2 separate regions of the Homo sapiens genome follow, and region 2 is linked to region 1. The links are chromatin loops, found by intact Hi-C in ENCODE. Cell type or tissue: IMR-90. All regions are shown on one strand. Each heading gives the region's core, and the rest is flanking DNA. Links, peaks and the distances in the headings are about the cores only. Region 1 overlaps LINC00407 (long intergenic non-protein coding RNA 407). Region 2 has its middle 51 kb from the start of LINC00330.

Region 1 (2,921 bases), core at 318-2,817:
CTCTCTTCCTGGCGAGATGAGGAAATTGTGGTTTAAAAATAAAAAGCCCTGAGTTGCATCCTTCACTCACTGATTAGGAAAAAAAAGCTAAATCAGTATTTTTCTTAACAAAACAAAACTATAAACAGAAGGTTTTGAGGTAAAAGGAAAGTAAGTGAGAATAAAAATAAGTTTATTAAGTATTTTAAATTGTAAGCCACCCAATTGTTCCAAAACACAAAAGCCTTCCCTGTTTTTGTTACTCAGTGGCCCTGTGATTTAAAGCTGCTGACAACACCAGTCGCTCACAATGACACTGTCCCCCTTTCTTCCGCGCACAGTGCACAGTCCTAGCAGACACTCATTTGTATGTATGGTTTCAGCCTGTCTGCCGTGTCTGGCCAAAGGGACAGATACTAATGGCATATGTTAATTACTATCCAACAACTTCCTTTCATTAGAGTGTTTATTAACATTCTCACTTCTGCCCATTGAACCAGCTGGCACGAGGGTCTGCTGGCAGCCCTGAGTTCACGTGCTGTTTTCACTCTGGGCTCACAAGATGTAATAGATTTTTCCTTTTGAATAATGAAACTCTGTTTCTAGCTCAGCCGAGAGCTTTCTGAGATGTCCAAAAGATGACACCAAAATAATAACTTTGAAACAAATGCTTTGCCATCGCAGCCATCATCAGAATTGGTCTAGATATATTTTGCTACTATAACAGGATAGGCATCCATCTATCTGTTTAGACATCTCTTTATCACTAGCTGGTACCAAATAACCCTTATTCTAACTGTACATACTCAGAAGCTATGAGATAATATATGTATTAGTGAGAATATAAACGATTTTAGAAGGAACAACAGCCTTCTCTAAATACATCTCCAGGCCAGGTGCGGTGGCTCATGCCTGTAATCCCAGCACTTTGGAAGGCTGAGGCAGGTGGATTACTTGAGATCAGGAGTTCAAGGCCAGCCTGACCAATATGGTGAAACCCCCATCTCTACTAAAAATACAAAATCAGCCGGGTATGGTGGTAGGAGCCTGTAATCCCAGCTACTCAGGAGACTGAGGCAGGAGAATTGCTTGAACCTGGGAGGCAGAGGTTGCAGTGAGCTGAGATCGGGCCACTGCACTCCAGCCTGGATGACAGCGAAACTCCAGCTAAAAAAATCCCAAACGATTTCCAGACTAGATTTCTCAATAGCATGACAATATACAGTTTACTAAAATTTAAGAGGGTGGGGATTGGGAAACAGGGGGAAAGTAAAATATTGGGGGAAAGGTCTAAAATGCCAAAACTGTGGACAGCATGATAAACTATCAACTGACATCTACAGCATTCATATTTCACAATAACAGCACCATTAACCATAAAAGACTCTTTAGATCTGTCTATTTCACTGACTGCACATGTGCCTTTAAAGTGCTGTGAGGAGGGTGATGGACAAGCCACCACCAGAATGACAAAGCAGGAATGACATGGTAAACAAGTGTTCTTCAGCAACCTCCCCCAGTGACGATGTCCCTCAGCCATCACTTGTGGCAGAATATCAAATGCAGTAAAGAGTTAGTGCAGAATGCTAAAGAAGGCAATTCTTAGACAGTTGCTTTGTTGGCATCATAGTAGATGCCACTTTAAAGGGGACCAGAAGTTTTGTTCTCATCTAATCAAGCTCCCTTGCCACAAATATTATTAGACGAATGGCTTTGTTTTGTTTTGTTTTGTTTTTGCTTTCAAATTAGAACACAACAAAGAAAACTAATTTTGTCAAAGGATTCCATAGCTGCAAAAGACATGGGGCTTTAGTACCTTCTTTTTAAATTAAAGCGAAAGCAGGTCTATGCATTATATTCTTAGTCCTGTGAGGAGGCCACACTCCTTTTCTTTTTCTTTCTTTCTTTCTTTCTTTCTTTCTTTCTTTCTTTCTTTCTTTCTTTCTTTCTTTCTTTCTTTCTTTTTTTTTTTGAGATGCAGTTTCGCCTTGTTGTCCATGCTGGAGTGCCGTGGCATGATCTCAGCTCACTGCAACCTCCACCTCCGGGGTTCAAGCGATTCTCCTGCCTCAGCCTCCTAAGTAGCTGGGATTATAGGTGTCCAGCACCACGCCTGGCTAATTTTTTGTATTTTTAGTAGAGACTGGGTTTCACCATGTTGGCCAGGCTGATCTTGAACTCCTGGCCTCAGATGATCCACCTGCCTCAGCCTCACAAAGTGCTGGGATTACAGGTGTGAGCCACCGCCCCCGGCCCAGCCCACACTCCTTTTCTTCTCGCTCCTCAGGTCCCAGCCACCAGAACCACCAGCTCCCCAGGATATGTGATGTGAAGCTAAGACCATACTTAGTCACATTCTCTCATGGGTCAAGGAGCCCTGGGCAGGAAAGTCTTTGGCATTTTGTGGGAAGGCAGATGGAGGAGTGCCACCAGCCATAAGAAGGATGCTTTAGTGGGGGGTACTCATCGAATCAACAAATACGTGTTACCTACAAACAGCTGATATTCAGCTGTCATGCACCAGTATGGCTGTATCTACTAATTTCTAAAATATCAAAATACTTCTGTGCTGATTGGCAAAACGTCTCTACCTTGAACCTCGCCAGTGCCTTCCTCTGCTGCAGACATAGCAATCTCTTCCCCAGGACCCCCTGAATTCCGTAAGACCAGCATTAGCACCTGGCTCTATGGTGGCCTCCAGGACTCTGCTCCAGCACTGGGGCTGGCATTGTACAGAAACAGCCGTGCTGCTGACATGGATGTATATATTCAGACTATCATCCTTGCCTATGGTGTCTTGGAATTAAGGTGGTATTGGTGATACACAGAAGAATCAAACACTGACCAGCGTCTTCCAGGAGCTCCCAATTTGGTGGATCATGAAAAACACTCTGTGCTAAGCCCCAGGAATTTTGAAATGGTGCCACTTTGGTGAAACTAAT
Region 2 (2,921 bases), core at 177-2,676, 62 kb before region 1:
TTTGTAACATGCAACTGTTGACATAACTAATATTACCTCATTCTCTTAGGCCCCTGTGTGTTCCTTCGCCACTGTAGTCAGAACTCAGGATCTACACGGCTTATTTTCTGTATGTGCAGTGTTTGTATTTGGAAGGGAGACAGTTTAGCCTTCCCCCTCTGCCCCCCACCAAATCCTCTCACCAAAACCATGGTGCCCTCATTTTTTCCTTTCTGGATTGATGTTAAGCACTTAATGTAATTGCCTTAGGGAAAAAAAAAACAAAACAGCCAAAGATATATAATCAGCCACACCATGGCCTCATATTTCAAAACCTGCCTGGCTTCTTTTTAAATGCTCCTTTACAGGGTGTGAAATCACTCATGTCATGGCTGGGCCTCCTACAGCATGGGAGAGACAGACATCTCATCTTACTCCAGTAAGACAGCCAATGACTTGATTCCTCCTTCCTCCCTATCCCTCTTCCACTTCCCCGATCCCACTCCCAGCCTTTTACCCCATAGTTTCCCAGTCAGCCCTTCTCCAGTGGGCTTTTACTTTTAATTTGGCAGCTTGCTCTCTGATTCTCCTTTGCCTTCCATAAAGAAACCATGACTAAACCATTAGCACTCCATTCTCCTCCCAGTGTCAACCTGCACCTGGGCCTTGTCTTTCACTTCTGCTAGTGCCAGTGGTATTCACTCCAGTTAATTTCTCAGGGTGACTCCATTCCCGAGCCCTGGCTATTTTACCTACCCTCCCTGTCACCTGTCCACCCTTGAAATTCATTCTTCTGATGTAGCACGAACTGGGCTTAATGCAGATCCCTGCTTGTCTTCCCTAAGCGGCACGCCCCTTCTCCCTTACAGGGCCCTGAACAGCAGCGAGAAACACAGAAAGCTTTGGGCAGTTTGTTCTTGCTGATCTATTGTATTAGAGGGTGGGACCAGGAGTAAAGCAGAAATAGCTGGGAACAGTGAAACCTGTATCTAAATAAATAAGCCAACGGCTAAGCTAACGATATTCCATCTCTCATGCGGAGTCACAGTTGGCCAGTGAATATTAGTTTACTTTTACTTGCTGCGTACTCACTGGTGGAGAATGAGCAAGGCTTGGGTTGAGGAGATGTAGGCAGAGGGGAACATAAAGGCAAAGGGGGTGGAGAATCTATAAACCAGACAGACAGGCCTTAACTATGCTGTGTTGTGCTCATTTCCTGGCCCTGCTGAATCATCCCACCGCCACACAGGGTGAGCCAGAAAATCTGAAATCTGAAAATCGTTCTCTGCCTCTGCCTCTGCTCTGTTCTGTGTTTGGCTTTCTTGTCTGTATCACTTCTGTGATGTATATGTTGTGATATCCTAGGAGGTAATGATATGGCTATTATTGTTCCCTAGCAACCCTGCTTTCTAGAGAAAAATCAAAACACACACGTTTTGCTCCTCAATCTGACCTATTCCAATCAGTGTTAACTTTGCCCTGAGCCCTCTCCTTTGTGTGCACACACCCACTCACACATCCAATGTGCTGACCTCCCATCTCTGTGCTACGTTCTGGTTAATAACTTAAAATCTGAATATTATGATCTCTTTTCTCCATAGGCTATGAGTTAAGAGTTTGTGATAGTGAGTCTCATCAAGATGCTTATGGCTAGTTCAGAATGATTACAAATAAGAATACACTAAGGAGATCTAAACACCAGGCTATGCAAATGAGACATCTATTACCCCTTAGGAGATTTTTTTTTTCTGTTTCTCTAAAATAGAAAGCCTGGTTCTTTACTCTGGCCAGTTAGTTCTTTACTCTGTTCTTTACTCAGTTCTTTACTCTGGCCATACAAAGAATGTATGCCTTATAGATTAACTTTGATCTTTACCTACAGTTAAAATGATGAGAATTTCAAAATATGTTGAAAGGAAATACAAGAAAAGGTATAGAACACAGATGCCTAAGAGCTATGCGCCCTGCCAACTCCATTTGCCTAATCATAGCACAGTTGAGTGGAGACCTCTAACTACTCATTCATCCATTTCCTATGCCAGATATGGGAGAAACAGCAGTGTAGAAAGAAACAAGACAGGGACCCTCCCTACCCTCATGGAAAGTAGGGTCTAGTGAGGAGACAGACTTCAATAAACAAGAATAAATAATATATAAGACTGCAATTCCATGGGCGATAAATGCTTTGTTGCTAGGAAGAAAAACTATAAGGCTCTGTGATGGTGTACGATACATCCACAGGCTGGAGTATCAGGGAAGATGCTATTTATGCAAGAGATGTCAAGGATATGGTGCCGGGGGAAGATGGGGAACAGAGTGGGAAGCAGAGAGAGCACAGCCTACAGGTTTGCCAGAGCAAATAGTGATGGTGGAGGCTGTATTGCATAGTGATTATAAATTATAATCACCCTGGCAGAAATTTAAAACACTTTAATTCCTTTTGGGAGTTTATGATAAACAAATTTGGTAGGTATGGGTCTAATTAATAACAGTTATAATGACAACACTAACACTTATTAAATGCTTACTTATACATCAGAGGTATCAACTGTCACCCTCATGGTTATAGTCCCTGAGTACGCTAGACAGCAGTCCCCAGCTCCTAGCTCCTTTATTTATTTATTTATTTATTTATTTTTGATAGGGTTTCACTCTGTCACCTAGGCTGGAGTGCAGTGGTGCAACCTCAGCTCACTGCAACCTTCACCTCTTGGGTTCAAGCGATTCTTGTGCCTCAGCCTCCTGAGTAGCTGGGATTACAGGCACCTGCCACCACGCCCAGCTAATTTTTGTATTTTTAGTAGAGAGGGGGTTTCACCATGTTGGCCAGGCTGGTCTCCAACTCCTGACCTCAAGTGATCTGCCCTCCTTGGCCTCCCAAAGTGCTGGGATTACAGGCGTGAGCCACTGTGCCCGGCCCCACCTCCTTTACTCTGCTTTTC

Evidence for each region. A loop is a pair of places that touch in the nucleus more often than their neighbours do. Peaks named below come from ENCODE experiments on the same cell type or tissue, not always from the same donor. Only the 100,000 strongest peaks of a DNase experiment are listed, where the experiment ranks them.
Region 2: it touches region 1 in a loop (5-fold over the local background); 2 of 110 quality-filtered maps call a loop at or near these places.

The regions. Positions count from the first base shown.
Region 1 is chr13:44,695,738-44,698,658 of GRCh38, reverse strand. All of the region lies in intron 3 of LINC00407 (long intergenic non-protein coding RNA 407), which reads right to left. All of the region lies in intron 2 of LOC105370185 (a long non-coding RNA gene), which reads left to right. Among named protein-coding and RNA genes, the nearest start is that of LINC00407, 57 kb to the right of the region's middle. In IMR-90, for the core only: no CTCF peak of the experiment used is centred there; no DNase peak of the experiment used is centred there.
Region 2 is chr13:44,757,235-44,760,155 of GRCh38, reverse strand. No RefSeq gene overlaps it. Among named protein-coding and RNA genes, the nearest start is that of LINC00330, 51 kb to the left of the region's middle. In IMR-90, for the core only: no CTCF peak of the experiment used is centred there; a DNase peak (open chromatin) is centred at 1,125; H3K27ac peaks cover 1,257 bases.